2 separate regions of the Mus musculus genome follow, and region 2 is linked to region 1. Evidence: chromatin loops called from intact Hi-C (ENCODE). Cell type or tissue: gastrocnemius. All regions are shown on one strand.

Region 1 (8,000 bases):
CCCAAGAAGCAGGGGAATAAGGACATGGCCCTCCAGAGTGCAGAGTCCTATGGCTCCTTACCTAGACCTAAGCCACTCCTTCTGCTCAGCAAGACCTAAGCTCTCAGGGTCACTCACCCAAAATCTCCAGCTCACATCTGCGAGAACAGAGGAACCTTAACCAGATACCAACTCAAAATCCCCGGCCCCCTTTGCAGGTAAAGGAGCTGTCCAGACTCACACTGGGCCTTTGGCATTCCACAGTCAAGTAAAGCTTTCCAACTCCATCCGGGGAAGCAGTTGAAACCACTTTCAGCCAAATCATTACCTACCAAAAGGCAACAGACTCTGTAACAAGAACAGAGTTTAAACTAAATGTTTTCTTTGTTGTTACTTTAAGATCAAAATGAAGTTCATTCACATCAGCCATAAGGTAAACTTTCAATGAAGCCATGAAGCCATTTGCTTAAATATCCTCAAGATCCCCAAGAATGCTAATCCATTGGGGGGGGGGGACGACACTAATATACACCCAGTTCATAAACTCTAATAACTCCAAAATCATTTTTCTGGCCGCCTTTGGTAATGTGCAATAAAAGAACTTTATTGATATTAAACTAGGATGTCACATGGGGGTGGGGTGGGGGGGGGAATTAAGGTTTCTTAAAATTCCACAACGGGTTTTACAGTAAGCACAGGAATTAAATTATGGTAAAAGGGAGCTATTTTTACTAAAATAGGGTAGACCAATTAATCAAAAAATGCCATCCGGCGGTGTTCATTACATTCAGGAATCTAATTTACACAATAGACTATGGTGTAATCCATTTTAGTCAATAAATACTCAAAACTTCTTTAAGCTTTAATCTTATCAGAAATACATATTTCACATAGTCTTCCTAGTTAAGAGAGCAATGGGAGGAAATTTCATAACGAGCATGAGTCTGCCTTATCGTCCTCACGTAGGCAAGAGCAGAAAAAGCAAGCACAGTTAAGTTGTTTCACTCCACCTATAGATGTTTCAATCCAATCGCCTTCCTTTCCTGCAGGCCTACATGTGGAGTTCGTTTGTTTCAGACTCCTAAGGGTGCTGTGGGTTAATAAATATCACCAGTCCTCCGGCTTAGAAAAGTTCACTCAAGTTCATGTTCAAGCACACTTTAGAGTTGGGAGCAAAGGCGGTTCCCTAGAGATGTTATGGAAGATCACACACACACACACACACACACACACACAGAGGGCAAGGCTGCCTCTATGGACCACAAGACTGTCCCATCTCTCTGGTGTTCCCAGTGATCAAAGCTCTGAGGGCTCACTTGCCGCTCACCTTCAACTTGGCTCCGGCTACGCACAACATCCACCTGGCAGAATCCTGGGGCTGTCCAGGCGCCGCGAACGCGGAGCTAGCACTAGCAGGGAGGACCCCGAGGGCGAGCAGCTGGTTCCGATGAGGGGTGGCAGGCAGAATAGCATCCTCTGGGCACGCAGGCAGCTCCGCCGCGGATTGGGAAGCCCCGATACCATCCCCTCGAGGCGACGAGGAACCACAATCAGTCTCCTTACAGTCCAGCGGGGCCCCCGGGGCTTTGCTTTCGAGAACCGGGCTGGAGAAGGCAGCTCGGAGCGGACCTGACGCGCGCTCCATAACTCCTGGGGCCCCTTTGCAGAGAGGACAGAACACACCCCTCGCGAAAAAGAGTGAGGGGCTGGAGTGATGCAAGCTATCGGTCACCGAGGGGGGAGCCCTGGAAGTCCCTGAGACACGCAGCTAAGTCTGGCTGCACCGATCGGTGACCCCGGAGGAAAAGCGCTCCGAGACCGGGTCACGCAGCGGCCTGCGCTCGGTGGAAAGTTGCAGCCTTTCTCCCGCACCTTTTCCCTTCTCCCGGGCCGATCCCGCACTCTGCGCGACCCACCGGTGTCCCCCCGCAAGCCAAGTTTTTCCCTTCCAAAGCTTCCCCCACAACCCCTTCCCGGGGAAGTCCCCGGGCGCAAAAAAGGGGGACAGATCCAGCTCCGCAGTCACTTTCACGCAGAAGACACACAAAAGAGCGCGGGGCTTGCGGGTTGGCCCCGGGACGTAAACAAACGGGGTGGGGGAGGGACCCGCCACACCGGGTAGCCGGTGCCCTGGCCGGGGCGACACCGGTTGACAATCCCTTACGGGAGTAGTGGAAAGAGGAATGGTGGCAGCTGGGCCCAAGGGGAACGATCAAGGAGCAGCCAGGAGCTCCAAGCCACCCGCCGTCTTCACGACAAGGGGCCACCCGCCAGCCTGGCCGTCGCCGCCACCGCCGCCAGCCGCCGGTGGCCGATCTGACCCTCCCCCGGAGCCGGCGGCACCACAGCGCCACCAGCTCCAGCTCCGCCGCGCCGGCGGGGCAGTGGCGGCGGCGGCGGCGGCGGTCCGCGACTCTCTCCTCCAGGAGACAGAGGAAAGAGAGAGAGAGAGAGAGACAGGCGCTTCACCCCCCACCAGCAACTCCCCACAAACTTTCCCCGGGAATACGACGGGGCTGAGCCGGGGGGAAGGAAGGACGTGACTGGCGCGAGGGGGACTAGCGTCCCGCAGCTCCCCTTCTTTGCAGCCCTGCCACCCCTCCAGAGCCACCCCGTGGCGCGTCCCCCTCTTTAGCGCGCGCGAGTTCCCACTGAGCCCCCGTGGGGGGGGGGGACCGCCGCTCCCCCCTCCTCTCCACCAGGGTCCCGCGACAACGACAGCGCGCGGGGTAGGCGGCGGCGGCGGAGAGGACGATGAGGATGATGATGGCGATGATGGTGGGGAGGAAGACACCCTCCGGGGTTGAAGGGGGCAGACACCGGGGGGCAAAGATGTTGGTGGCGGCTGGCGGCTCCGGCGCCATCTTGGGCTGATCGATGAATTGAACAAAGAGGATCAATTTCTGATCAAGCCGAGTGATCAATGAGAGCCGGGGAGCCCGAGGGACTCGCCGCCGACTCGGCCCCGCTCTTCTCCCGGCACCCCCCTCCTGCTTTCCCCCGTCGCCTCAGCACCCCCGCCAGGGCCCTGGCAGCCCGGAGTGTCACCCTCCTTCCTGAGGGAGGCCGCGACCGCCCGCAGCCCTCACCCCCCGGGCGCGAGGCCGAGCGCCGAGAAGCCTGACCTGCAGCTGCTGTAAATCAAAGCGCTTCCAATATTGAAACATCGATCCCACATTGGCCGCCATCTTGAGACATATTGAGACGGAGTGAGAGGCTGATAGAGAGGGGGCTGGAGTTCAGGAGCCGCCAGGAGGCAGCAGGCGGGCGGGCGCCAAAACCCGGCCTGGAGCCGGCCGCCGCCTCAGCCACCGCGGACGCGGACTCCTTCCTCCTCACGGCGCCGCCGCCGCTGCCGCCGCCGCCGCCGCCACCGCCTCAGCCATGGAGTCCGAAGCCTGAGGGAAACGCGGCGGCGGCGGCGGCGGCAGCCTTGACGCGCGCGCGCCGCGCTCTCTCTCCACAGCCCGAGCGCGGGCATCCGGGGCCCTCGCGACCCCTCACCCTTTTTCCCGCGCGCCCCGCCACAAGCCCCCCTCCCAGGCCGCGCTGCGACCCTACGGCGGCCCGGCCTCGAGGGGGCGCTGCGGGGTCTCCTCCGGACCCCGCAGCTCACCTAAAGGGCGCCCTCCCTCCCCAACACCCCCGCCCCCGGGAAGGTCGCGGTCGCCGGTGGCCAGCGCTTTAGGATAAGGTGCCCCTCGCTCTGCGCGCCTGAGGACAGTGGGCTGCGCTGCGGCAGCGGGGCGCGGGCGCTGCGCTCTTTCGCACGGTGCGCGCGGTGGAGCGAGCGGAGCCCACCTGCACAGCCGGCGGTCGGGACCCCACCGGCCAGCCCGCGCGCCGGGGCTGCGGGTGACCTCACTCCGCTCCCCTATGCGCTCCAGCTGGGGGACCTCCAGACCACAGCGGTCGTGAACAGTGTTTCATATTCAAGGAAGTGCAATTGTGTCGTGGTAAAGGGGGCGGAGGGGGTTGACCACCAAGCCTTGGAGCCTGCGGCTGCTGCCGCCGCGACTCCCATTCACGTCCTACACATTCCGTTGCAATCCCCAACTTGCACCGGGACACATCAGCGAGTGGCGACGGCCTCCCCACCCTTCAGAGCCGCTCCAGCGTCCGCCAGGACTGGGGCAAGTCTTGGAGCACAACTCTGTCCCAACCATGCTTCTGCGACACAACCCCAGAAACTTCCTCTGGGGTTCACACAACTCCGCGCCTCCGTCTTTGCAGGCAGAAAGTTTGAGAGCGTGCAGTGCACTTGAAACTGAGCGCTCGTTCCTAAGTTTTGAAGAAGAAAAAAAAAAAAAAACAAAAACGCTCACATTTAAACCGGGAGTGGGGGGAAGGAAGTTCTCTTTACATTTCCTTCTAGACCCAAAGCACGCGTTTCAGGATCGTCATCTTTAATGGATTTATTCACACCAGAGAGTTTGCGTTTACAGTAGGAACACAGTGTTTTCACTTTGCTGCACTTCGGTGAACGTGTAATTAGTTAAGACAAATCCCTAAATTCCTTAATCTTGAAAATTATATGTAAATAACGTCTGTATGGAACACCAAACATGACAGTAGAAAATAATTGCTCTCTGAGCCAAGTTTGAGGGCTTAGCGTTATTCGGTTGCGGTGAGATCGATATTTTTGGAGAACGAGGTTGGAAATGAAAGTCCCCCCGAGATTTAAAGAATACAAGTGTTCCCGGGTCTTGCAACTGCACCCAAAAGCCTCTGTGTCCATGCAGCGGTCGGGACCGGGCTGCACTCCCAAGTCGCAGCCTTTGAGGGGCAGAAGCCACCCGAAGCAGGTGCGTGGGAGCGCGCGGGCGTCAGGAGGCGCAGAGCCAACCTCAAGTCTGGATGCCGTGACGCGGCGCCAGGCGGGACACTGCGGACCTCGGGTGACCGCGAGCTGCAAGGGAGTCAGGCGCCGGAGCCGGAACGCGCGGGCGCCCGTGCTGCAGCTCCATTCGCACCGCCCAGTAGAGGGCAGCGGCTCCCCGACACTCGGGTCCTCAGGGTACCCCCCCCCCCCACACACACACACACACACACACACACCACTGCCCCAATGCTCGTGCCCACCCCAGCTCCTCGTACTTGGCCACACCCTGACCGAGATCCAGGCGGGAAGCAATTCCTTTGCCACCTAAAGCTTCCTAGAGCTTACCCGTTTCTCCCTATCTTGCATTTTAAAGGCCATCTACGTTTGTGCGGTGGCCAGCAAGAACGGCAAAATTTGACCTAAAGGTGGCTAGACAAAATGGGCAGGAGCATTAAAACAAGCAAATTTCCTCTCGTGGGGAACGATCGGAGAAATGGTATGGATTTACCACAGATGTTCTCAATCTAATTATGCTGTCGATCCCCTGGGTTTGAACTTTAAAAACTGAAATATATATGACCTGTGTAATAGTGGGGAAAGACATCTGGTTGGAATTCAGAGTTCTGAATCCATGGCAATATTTTAGATATAAGTTTGACGGGTATTAAATACAATTGTTCCGTTTCTAGTTATGTTTATACTTTTGCATGTTAACCTGGCTGACATTGGGAGGCCCAGAGCTTAAGCTTTATTTAAATAAATTTTAGATTTCTCCTAACAGAGTTTGGGGGTTGTACAGACTTTATTGCCCTCGGCCAGGAAGAGGGGAGAAAAAAAATTAAGATAACTTCTCTAGTGGAATAAAATGTTCTCATTTCAAAAGATAATTCACTAATCAACAATTATCTTGAGTGAATGAAATAATAATGCAAAGACTTGTGACAAGATTTTAAAGAACGCATTTAAGATGTTTAGAACAAGTATAGTCATAAACGAACAACTTAGAGATGGTGGGGTGGCTCAGTGGGTAAAGTGCTTGCTGTACAAGTGTGCTTGAGTTCCATTCTCAAAATCCACGTGGAGGAAGGGAAAAGAGACTCCATAGAATTGTCCTCTGATGTCTACCCCCTAGCTGGGACGTGTGTCCCACTGCACACACCAGGCACACACACACATCGTCATCATAATTAATAAATAAAATTTAATAAAGAGCAAATTATAAGCATTTCAAAGACTAGTTTTTTCTTGCAAGTTCATGCTCACCCAAAGTACTGTAAAACCTGGACGACCACTGGTGTCTGAATGTTGTGGATTTACAAAGTTACGAACTGCTTAAAATATTTTTTAAATGGAAGGGTTTAAAGACTTCTATCTCCATCGACACCCACAAAGACAACACATGAGTGATCACATCCTTCTAGAATCCACTGTGAGAACGGATGGCTCTGACGCAGGAAAAAAAGCTTCACATATAATTGATATGACTTTGAATGAAGCATAAGAAAAACAATCCAGAGGCATTCAGTCATTCTGTTTAATGTCTAGCTTCTCCCTTTAGGGGAAGAGCGCTCACAGTTCCCAATGCATGACTAATTGCCATCCCAAGCTTCCCAAAATAAGTCCCCTGTCATCCAACGAGAGAGCTGATCAAAACGATAGCCATTCCTAGTACCTTTATTTTTCAGCTTAGCACCAGAGAGGGAAACTGTGTAGGTGATGCAGGAGCCCAGAAATCCTCAGTTTCTTCCCCGTGGATCTTGTATTATTACCCAAAACAGTGAAATAAAATAGGGTTAGCTGACATGGTGGTGCACACCTGCCACCCCAGCGGGAGGCAAAGGCAGGAGGAGACTTTCATGGTCATGTATAGGGAATTCAAGGACAGCCTTGTTCTATGAGACCCAGCCTCAAAGACCAACAACAATGGCAAGTAATAACAGTAAAGGATCTGCAAGAATCTATTGTGGTTGCAGTAACTCTAAGAAACATTGTAACATACCTCAAACATTCCTTATTCTGCTCCGGTTGAAGAGTCTCCCCTGGATGGCATCCATGCTTAGTTTATAAAACCCATTAAGGGGAAAGTTGGTGAGTCTCTGTAGGGTGATACTTGCAAAACTGAGCCTTCCTAAGTATATTCCCCAAAATGCAAGTGTGTGAGTCTTTAAAGACAGACTCAAATGGAGTCACTGTTCTTTTAAACTGCACCTGACACCTCAAAAGAATCAGCCGTCAGGAAATGCTTTCCAAGCTGGGCTTGGTGGTGCATTCCTGTTATCTACTCAGCCAGGAGAGACAGGGGCAGGAGGACTGTCACAAATCCAAGGACATCTTGGGCTACACCTTGAGGTCAGGACTAGCCAGAGTTACAAATCGAGACCTTATCTAAAAGAAAGATTTTCTTCTAAACTGAAAAATGTCTCATATTGAAGGGCATTATTTAAAACAAGACGAAAGCTCCCTCAAAGAATCTTAATCTCTCAGGGGGGAAACAATCTTTATGGACTGATTTCTTATTTGTTCCCCTATACATTTTCTCTCCAAGAAACATGGAGTAATAATATGGAATCTTTACCAGACTAAAATCATCATAGTAACCCCAAAATCTTCTAAACTATATGTGTCAAAGGAAAACCGTGAAGCTACTCATTCCAAAGCCTTAATTCTTTTCCTTATTATTCTAACACCCAAAGTAGAACTGGTTTTAAATAGTTTCTATCCAACTAGAAACACTGCAGAGTCTAGGAGATGGCTTAGTGGCTTAGGGCACTTGCCCTAAAAGCCCTGACAACCCGAGTTTGATCCCTAAGCCCCACAAGGTGACTGGAGCAATCTACCTCCAAAAACTGTGTTTAACCTTCACATGTGTGCCATGACACATATGCCCACATACATGTCATACACACATACATGCATACTTCACATGTGTGCCATGGCACATATGCCCACATACATGTCATACATACATACATACATACATACATACATACATACATGCACACTAATGATAAAGAAGTGAAATTTTTTCTTCTAACCATAAACAATGCACAACTTTAAAAACTACACCACGGGAGCAGAAAAGCCAACTCAATGGCTGAGACTACTTGCTGCTCTTACAGAGGACCTGAGTTCAGCTCCCAGCATCCATGTCAGGCAGGCAACTTACAACCAGCTGTTATGCCAGCTCCAGGGGTTCCGA
Region 2 (8,000 bases), 100 kb before region 1:
CCCACTCTGTGCTCTTCCAAACCCTGGCAGCTGCCCAGCTGGAATCCTGAACACCTGCCCCAAAGACTTTCTGGGGTACCTCAGTCTGCATCTTCTTTTCATCACCAAGCTCGTTCTTGGTCATGGGCATCTTCCTCATGTCCTGTGACGCCCCCTTCTAAGCCCACAACTGCATTGTTACTTACTTCCAAGCTTCATCCTCTTAGCCACAGCTACTGGGAAACATCAAGCTTCCTGTGGACTCTTGCACTATATCCATGTGAGGCATGTTCACAACCTTGAGCAAGGCTCAGCCTAGAACCAATCCATCGTCCCAGCCTGGGTTAAGAACTGTGTACTCTCTCCCTCTCCTACCCTCAGGATGCAGTAGCACTTTGGGCAAGTCAGGCTGCCTGCACATCCTACCAAGAATCCAACTTTTGCTCAGAACCTATCCCCAGTGTCTGGCACAGATCCAGGCAGAGAGGGATTCCCTCTTCAACACAGTTTCCCAAAGTCTTTGTAAATAAACATGAAGAAACTCCTAACTAAAACTGACAAAAATCCAAAGAACAGGAAGTCAGAGGCAACTGAAATACATCAGTAACTGTTTCCCTTCTCGGCAGTAAACCAGGAACTGAGTTCAGCAAACTGGGTTTGCTCTGTTCTTCTGGTCTTAGCTCTGAGGATCAGAAACAGCAGACTGTGACCAACCCTTCCTCCCCCAGGACCAGCTCCAGGAAGAGGATCATGATCACATACCTTGAGACCCTGAAACCTTTAAAGGAGAACAGTGGGCAAGAGGGCACACTGACTTCTCCAGTAGTAAACTAAATACCCCATATGCCCTCTGGGAAGCCTGCAGACTCCATACTGGGATGGTAAATCCTAAAGACAGATGGCCTAAAGAACAAAAGCAAGAGCTAGGGGTGCAGCTCATTGGTGGAGTGCCTGCCTTCAAGGCAAGGGCTCTACCCCTGAGCTATACTTCTAGCCCTTCGCTGGCAGATTTTAGGCAAGAAGTCTACCACTGTGCTTTCTTTCTTTAACTTTTATTTGTAATGGGCTCTCACTAAATTTCCCAGACAGGCCTTAAACTCTCAAGCCTGCTGCCCCAGTCTTCTGAGCAGTTAGATTTACATGCCGGTGTCATCTGTCTCAAAAAGGGAGGGGGGCTGGTGTACTGGTACACACCGGTAACCTTAGTAACCTCAGCACTTGCAAGGCAAAGGCAGGAGGGTCAGGAGGTCAAGGTTAGCCTTAGCTACATGGAGAGCTCAAGGTTATTCGGGGCTATATGAAATCTTGTCTTAAGAGAGTAGATTACATTCAGAACTTAGAAAATGACCAATGCCATTTTTATAACCAAAACCTCATAGGAAAGGACACAATATAGACTTACTCCTGGCAAAATTATTCCTCTTGCTCTGGGTGGTGCTGAGCATAAGTCCTTATTGTATGCCCTGCTTGTGACACTTGTCACTGAAAAGTACTCACTCACCAGAGAACATGAAGGCTAGCCCAGTGAGTGCCCATAGAAGTGCTGGGCAGACAAATGAGCACAGAGAAACAACTACTGCTGGCTTAGCTGGACATGAATAGCTCACCTTCTTTCCTTGGTGTGAGCCTTATCAAGATAAGGAGGAGAGTGCCTCCATCAGGCACCTCCATGCAGAATATGATGCCGCACTGACCACGGATGTGGCCTCATTAGTCATCGTGGCCAGTTGTGGGAGGAACAGACTCCCAGCTGAGCTGAATGAGGAATGGAAAAGCTAAAGTGATCTACCAGCAGCCAGTAAAGCAAGGCTGTGCTCTTGCTGAGCTGCTTCCTCTATGCCGGGAACGAGAGAATGGAAGAGAGGATGCAACTGGGAGCAGTGGTGGGCAGAACATCAGCTGCTTTTGACTTGAGGAGAAGGTAGTACTGTCCCATGATGGCTCCATTCTACAAGAGGCTTTGGCTGGCCAAGAAGAAAGGAAAACAAGGAGGGGAAACCCTCAAACAAGTGCACTGGAGGGAGACGTACTGCTTACTTTCTGCCTAACGTCAGTAGGCTGGCAGGGGACAGGGGCGACAGAATGTCTCCTTTCTGCAGCCAGTTAGTTGGGGTGGGAGTGGGGTGGAGATACTGTTGAAGTGAACTTCGTCTGAAATAACACGGAGGACGAGGTGTCAGCAAAACACACACCTGCAGAAACTGGGCCTCTGAGAATGAGAAGTCAAAGAAAAAAAAAAAAAAAAAAAACCCTTTTGTTCCGTTTCACTTGTTCTGTGAAAGCAAATCTATGCCCTAGTGTCTCCGCTCTGCAGACAGCCGGTCTCCCCACTGGGAATGTTACTGTGCTGGCCCTGACACTCCACCCTGCGTGCTTTGGGAGTAGTCTTTTTCTCCCTGAGTCATACTTTTCTGGACATCTTCCAGCCCTCAAGCTAAACCTGTAATACCCTAAAAAGGTAGATGAGCAGTGCTTCTAGGATTTAAGTCTTTCTCCACCTACTGGAACAGAAGTTGTGGATGTTTCTACCTTAACGAATGCAAAAACAGACCCAGGAGACAATGTACTGGCATGTTTGATAATTTTCAGTAAAACAGTATGTGCGTTGGAGGTGGGGGTGGGTGCAGGACAGAACCCTTTCCCTTGTCTGTAGTTTAACAAGCCGTTCCTAGTGCTCTCTGCTCTTTTAAGGTTTACAGGCACTTCTGGAACTTAACCATGCAAATACTCCTCAGAACCCATAGATACACTCACAAACTTCAAAGGGGTAAATTAAAGTATAGAATTTGGGCTAGCAAGCCGGCTCAACCTATAAAGGGGCTTGCCATCAAGTCTGACAATCTGGGTTGGTCCTCAGGACTCACATGGGAACACAGGAGAAGGAAAGAACCAGCTTGCCCCAAGTTGTTATCTGACATCCACAAGGGCACTGCAGTGAGCATGCACCTACATACACACACACACACAGACACAGACACACACACACTACACACACAGACACACACAGAGACACTCACACACACACACACACACACACTAAATGAATGTAAAAAATGTTTTTAAAAAAATAAAATAAATAACAATGCAAAATTTTCTAAAGACTGTATCTGGGGGGTAGGGGTGGGGCAGGGATGGAGCCTTAGTAGGTAAAGATCCTGCTAAAACTTCAGTTTGATACTCAGCACCCACATACAAACCTAGCTGTGGTGGTCACCCCGACAGAGACAGGCAGGCCCCTGGGCTTGGTGGGCTGGCTAGCTGAGACAGGGAGCTCCAGGTGAAGTGGGAAACCTTGTTCCAAAAACCACCTGTCGGCAACCTCCAACGCACTGTATAGAAACACATATATAAGACAAATCCAAACAGAAAGAGAGAGAGAGAAACAGACAGATAGACAGAGAGACAAAGAAAAACCACCTGTCGGCAACCTCCAACGCACTGTATAGAAACACATATATAAGACAAATCCAAACAGAAAGAGAGAGAGAGAAACAGACAGATAGACAGAGAGACAAAGAAAAACCACCTGTCGGCAACCTCCAACGCACTGTATAGAAACACATATATAAGACAAATCCAAACAGAAAGAGAGAGAGAGAAACAGACAGATAGACAGAGAGACAAAGACGAGACTGAGACTGTAAGAAAAGCCCTCTACTCTCCAGAGAACCCACACACCTCTGAGCACGGCCCACACAGGAGGTGTCCCAGGGCAGAAAGAGAAAGGAAGCCCAACCCACACAAGTCTGGGGCAAAGCATGGCACTACATAGTCCCTAGTTCTTCCTTCAGGTATAAACCTCTACAATAGGAGTGGGAGGAGAGAGGCTCCATGGCCATTTGGATCTCCCTCTCATGAGCCAGAGAGAGGGCCAGTCCTAGAGCCTGTCAGGGGCTGAGGCTCCACTGGGCCCCAGGCTGATAGGAACAAGCTGCCCCTGCTGGCTGCTTCCATGGAAACGAGGTCAAGCTGGCAATAACAAGACCCAGCTTTAAAAGAGCCACCTGCCTCTAGGAAGCCCGGCACACTGCCCTTTCCCTTCTGACTTTTCAAATCTGCAGTGTGAAAACAAACAGGGGGAGTTGTTGACCACGGAGATACTGGACTCTTCCACATGAGTCCTGGCTCACTAACACGACTGAATGGCTGTGTGGCTCTGAGCAAGAATTATCCCATTCTGAATACAAGTCTGCTCTTGAAGAACAGGACAAGTATCTTATTCATACTAAGACAGCTATGACAGCTTTATCTATTCAAGAGCACTCTTGACCAGGGAGGAGGTGGATCAATCCAGAAATATAAGGTTAATGGCACGCAGCAAGCACAAGTGCTCGTGGAGCATTAATGTGCTGAATCACGGACTTGGGAGGATCTGAGGTGTCCCAACCTTCCTAGAGCTCAGAAGCTCAAGAGAAAACACACACAGGTGCCTGGGTGAGTAGAGGAATTCAGTCAGGACATAAGTAAATACAAGAGGAGATCTAAAAGCCCAAGGACACAGCAAGCAGAGGGCCTGGTCTCACAGCAGCTGTGGTCCTCTTCTGCCATGTCCCCACAGGAGCGGGGAGCCTGTCTCTGGGTACATTTCTCTGGACAATCATTGGCAAACCATTTTCTTTCTCCTCATTGCACAAGAAGAGAAACAAGCCAGTTTTCCCCTCAGGAAACTCTCAACCTTCATGAAAACAGTTCACACTCAAAAGTGAGTATACTTGAGCCAGGTAACCAGAGAGGCCAGGCCCACCACTAGTCTATCAGGTCACTAAGCAGGGGTGAGGACATATAGCTTTAATCCTGCTGGGGTACGGTAGATGCAGGTTGGGGATTCTGAGATAAGCACAATTTGACTCATCACTCCCTGGCAAGCAACATGGCTCAGTGGGTACCGGCAGTTGCCACCATCCCTTGAAGACCTAAGTTTGATACTCAGAATCTACATGGTAGAAGGCCTGCACTGGCTCTAAAAACTAATACCCTGACCCCCAAACCTGAGCTACAACACATGTGTGCCCCCCCTCCAAATATCCCTAAACACATGTTTTTAAATGTAAAATGTCACTCCCCATGGCTGGGCATACACACACACACACACACACACACACAGGCCTATAACAGAAGCACTCAGGAAGCTGAGGCAGGACGATAGTAAGTTCCAGTATAGCCTTGCTTACACAGTAGAACTTCACAAAGTGCTCTACTGCTGAACCAAGCCCTCGCCCCCTCACTGCCAAATTCTAGGCAAATGCTGTATCATTAAGCTATATTCCCCAGCCCCTATGGCTCATCACTAACACAACAGACCACCCTGCCCACTGCCCTGTGGGTAGCAGCAACAGCCAGCCAGGATACTGACTAGAGGATGCAGAGCTGCCTTCATCTCAAGTCTAGCTTGTCCTTCACTGTCACTTAGATGTCCTCACCACTGTCCTTGCTAGCCTGTCCCCTCACACACCAGCTTCTTCCTTCCCCCAGAGCCATGTGGCATGCTTGCTCCTCTCCTTGTAAAGAACACACAGCAGATCCTGCTATATTTTGGCCATAGCTGACTTGAAGAAAACCACCAGTTTGCTTTGGAAAAGAACTAGTAGGGAAAGCTGGAAGGAGTCTCTGGGTCAATAAACACCTCTGCTTCCCTTCTCCAGCCTCTGGCACAGCACTTTCCCCTGCTGGAAGCTCTTTCAGAGACATGGCTAGAGAGTCTCTACAACAGGGAACCAGTGGCCCGGGGACAGGGAATGATGGGGAAATGAGCAGACAGTGCATTAGCAGTTGGAAGAAAACATCACACAGGGCCATAAATGTGTCTGCCATCCACAGCAACAGACACAGTGCTGCTTCAGGTCCTGGGCAGAAGTGGCACAGAGCTGAAACAAACTTGAGAAGCCCTGTATCTTGCCAGTGAATAAATCATAAATATCACCCCCTGAAACTTCTAAAAAAGACACATTTTGAATACAAATGAATGTTTCTCAGGCATTGCAGCCAGAATAAACACCTCTGTTGATCAAATAACAAGGAAAACCAAGTACTATAAGGAGAAAATCAGCACCAGGAAGCTGAGGCAGGAACATAGCAAGTCCAAAGCTACATGGAAGACCTTGTCTCAGAAAACCAAAACTGGGCAGGGAAAGAGTTTAGTGGGTACAGAGAGTGACATGAAAGCATGAGGATCTGAGCACAGAGCAGGGTGTGGCAGCACACATCTGTAATCCTAGCATCCCTACAGCAAGACAAGGAGAAACTCCAGGAATGCTGGACCCAGTCTGTTGTATGCAGGGCTAAATAACAAAAACCCCATCTAACACTGGAGGTTTTCATCTAAACTCTACTTGAACATGAATGTTCAGACACGTATACATTCATGTGTATACATGTACACACACACAGAAATTCAATGAAGTGTAATTCTGGCATTAGAGTGGCAGGAAGATCAAGAGTGTAAGGATAGACTGGGCTACAGAGCAAGGGTAAGGCCAGTCTGAGCTACATGCTAAGACCCCGTATACTAAAAAAAAAAAATAGAAAGTTAGCACATTCAAGGTTTTAATGCAACCCCCAGAATTGCAAAACAGGCTAAAACAATCCACAAAGAAAAAAAATCAAATAAGCTATTTTTAAAATAAACAAAATGATGTCAGATACTTTTAATCCCTACCTTTGGTGGTAGAAGGGCAAACTTCCCAATCTATCTACCAAGCTAACATATCGGCCATAGGGACCAGTTATACTCTGAACGTGCCCGACACAGGCCCATTGTTGGTTTGTGTTCTTGTTTTGTTTCCTTGAGATGGGGTTTTACCTAGGCTGACCTAGAGTGCCCCATCCTCCTGCCTCAGCCTCCCAAGTGCATCGATGGCAAGTGTGCAATGCTGAGCCAAGCTAGGACAATCTCAGGAACAATTGAGTGCATTTGTGCTTCAGAGTGAGGAGGCCATGCTTATAGGAAGGCTTCTCAGGGTGAGCTCAAGGGCTGAGGCAGGCTGGAGATGAAAACATCATTAACCAGTCAAGGTGTGGGGGACAGGAGGGGGGAACCCAAACAAAGCAAACTTCCTCACAAACCATACATGGCTTTTTAACAACCCATAAGTTACTTTTAAAACTTTTACACAAGAAAAGCAAGGACTTATTATTATTTTTGATTACTATTATGATGATTCAAAGCAGCAAAACTCTATCAAGTTTTTCTAAGTCATGATTAGAAGACATAATGTTTGGGGTTTGTTTTTGTCTTCTAGTGCTGGAGATGGGACCTAAGGCAAGGCAGGGGCTCTAGTGTTAAGCTGCCCTTCAGCCCTTCCCTGGGGATTCTAAGTAGGTGCTCCACCAGTAAACCACACCCCTAACTCCTCACTTGGGGGCGGGGAAATGCTCTGCTGAGCAATGTCCTCAGCAGAGGGAGGGAGGGAGGGGAAGGAGGGAAAGTAGGGAGAGAGAAGGATGGAAGGAAGGAGAAAAAGGAAAAACAGGAAGGAAGAGGAAGCAAAGAAGAAAGGAGAGGAGGAAGAAAGAAGGGAAAGAGGAAAAAGGAAAGAAAGAAGGAAGACAGGGAGAGGGAAAAGGGGGAGGATGAAATGTTCTGAGTCAATCTAAGGCAAATGCTCTGCTGAGCAATGTCCTCAGCCGATAATGGTTATTTTCCAATGCTTGGTTAAAAATTACAAAGTCTCAGCTGGAGTTGGATGGCACATACCTCCAATCCCAGCACTCAGAAGGCAGAGGCAAAAGGACCAAGAATTCAAGGTCATTTCTGGATGCCTTAGGAATTTGAATTCAGATGAAAGGAGGGAGGGAGGGGAAGGAGGGAAAGTAGGGAGAGAGAAGGATGGAAGGAAGGAGAAAAAGGAAAAACAGGAAGGAAGAGGAAGCAAAGAAGAAAGGAGAGGAGGAAGAAAGAAGGGAAAGAGGAAAAAGGAAAGAAAGAAGGAAGACAGGGAGAGGGAAAAGGGGGGAGGATGAAATGTTCTGAGTCAATCATAATTACATGAACAACTCTTGAGCATTCTATTCCTGTTTAAAAC

The links. Hi-C counts contacts between places; a loop is a spot of excess contacts. Peaks named below come from ENCODE experiments on the same cell type or tissue, not always from the same donor. Only the 100,000 strongest peaks of a DNase experiment are listed, where the experiment ranks them.
Region 2: it touches region 1 in a loop (2.3-fold over the local background); 10 of 42 quality-filtered maps call a loop at or near these places.

What each region holds. Positions count from the first base shown.
Region 1 is chr5:136,564,074-136,572,073 of GRCm38, forward strand. It overlaps Cux1 (cut-like homeobox 1), which reads right to left and starts at 3,417. Exons shown (of 23, transcript NM_001291234.1): 1 at 3,105-3,417. The coding sequence starts at 3,167. In gastrocnemius, CTCF peaks have their summits at 2,348, 3,503 and 4,941 (motif pointing right); DNase peaks (open chromatin) are centred at 156, 1,514, 1,840, 2,401 and 4 more places; H3K4me3 peaks cover 4,522 bases; H3K27ac peaks cover 3,618 bases.
Region 2 is chr5:136,463,863-136,471,862 of GRCm38, forward strand. All of the region lies in intron 2 of Cux1 (cut-like homeobox 1), which reads right to left. Among named protein-coding and RNA genes, the nearest start is that of Gm16599, 75 kb to the left of the region's middle. In gastrocnemius, a CTCF peak has its summit at 3,921; DNase peaks (open chromatin) are centred at 58, 428, 2,301 and 3,946; H3K27ac peaks cover 5,122 bases.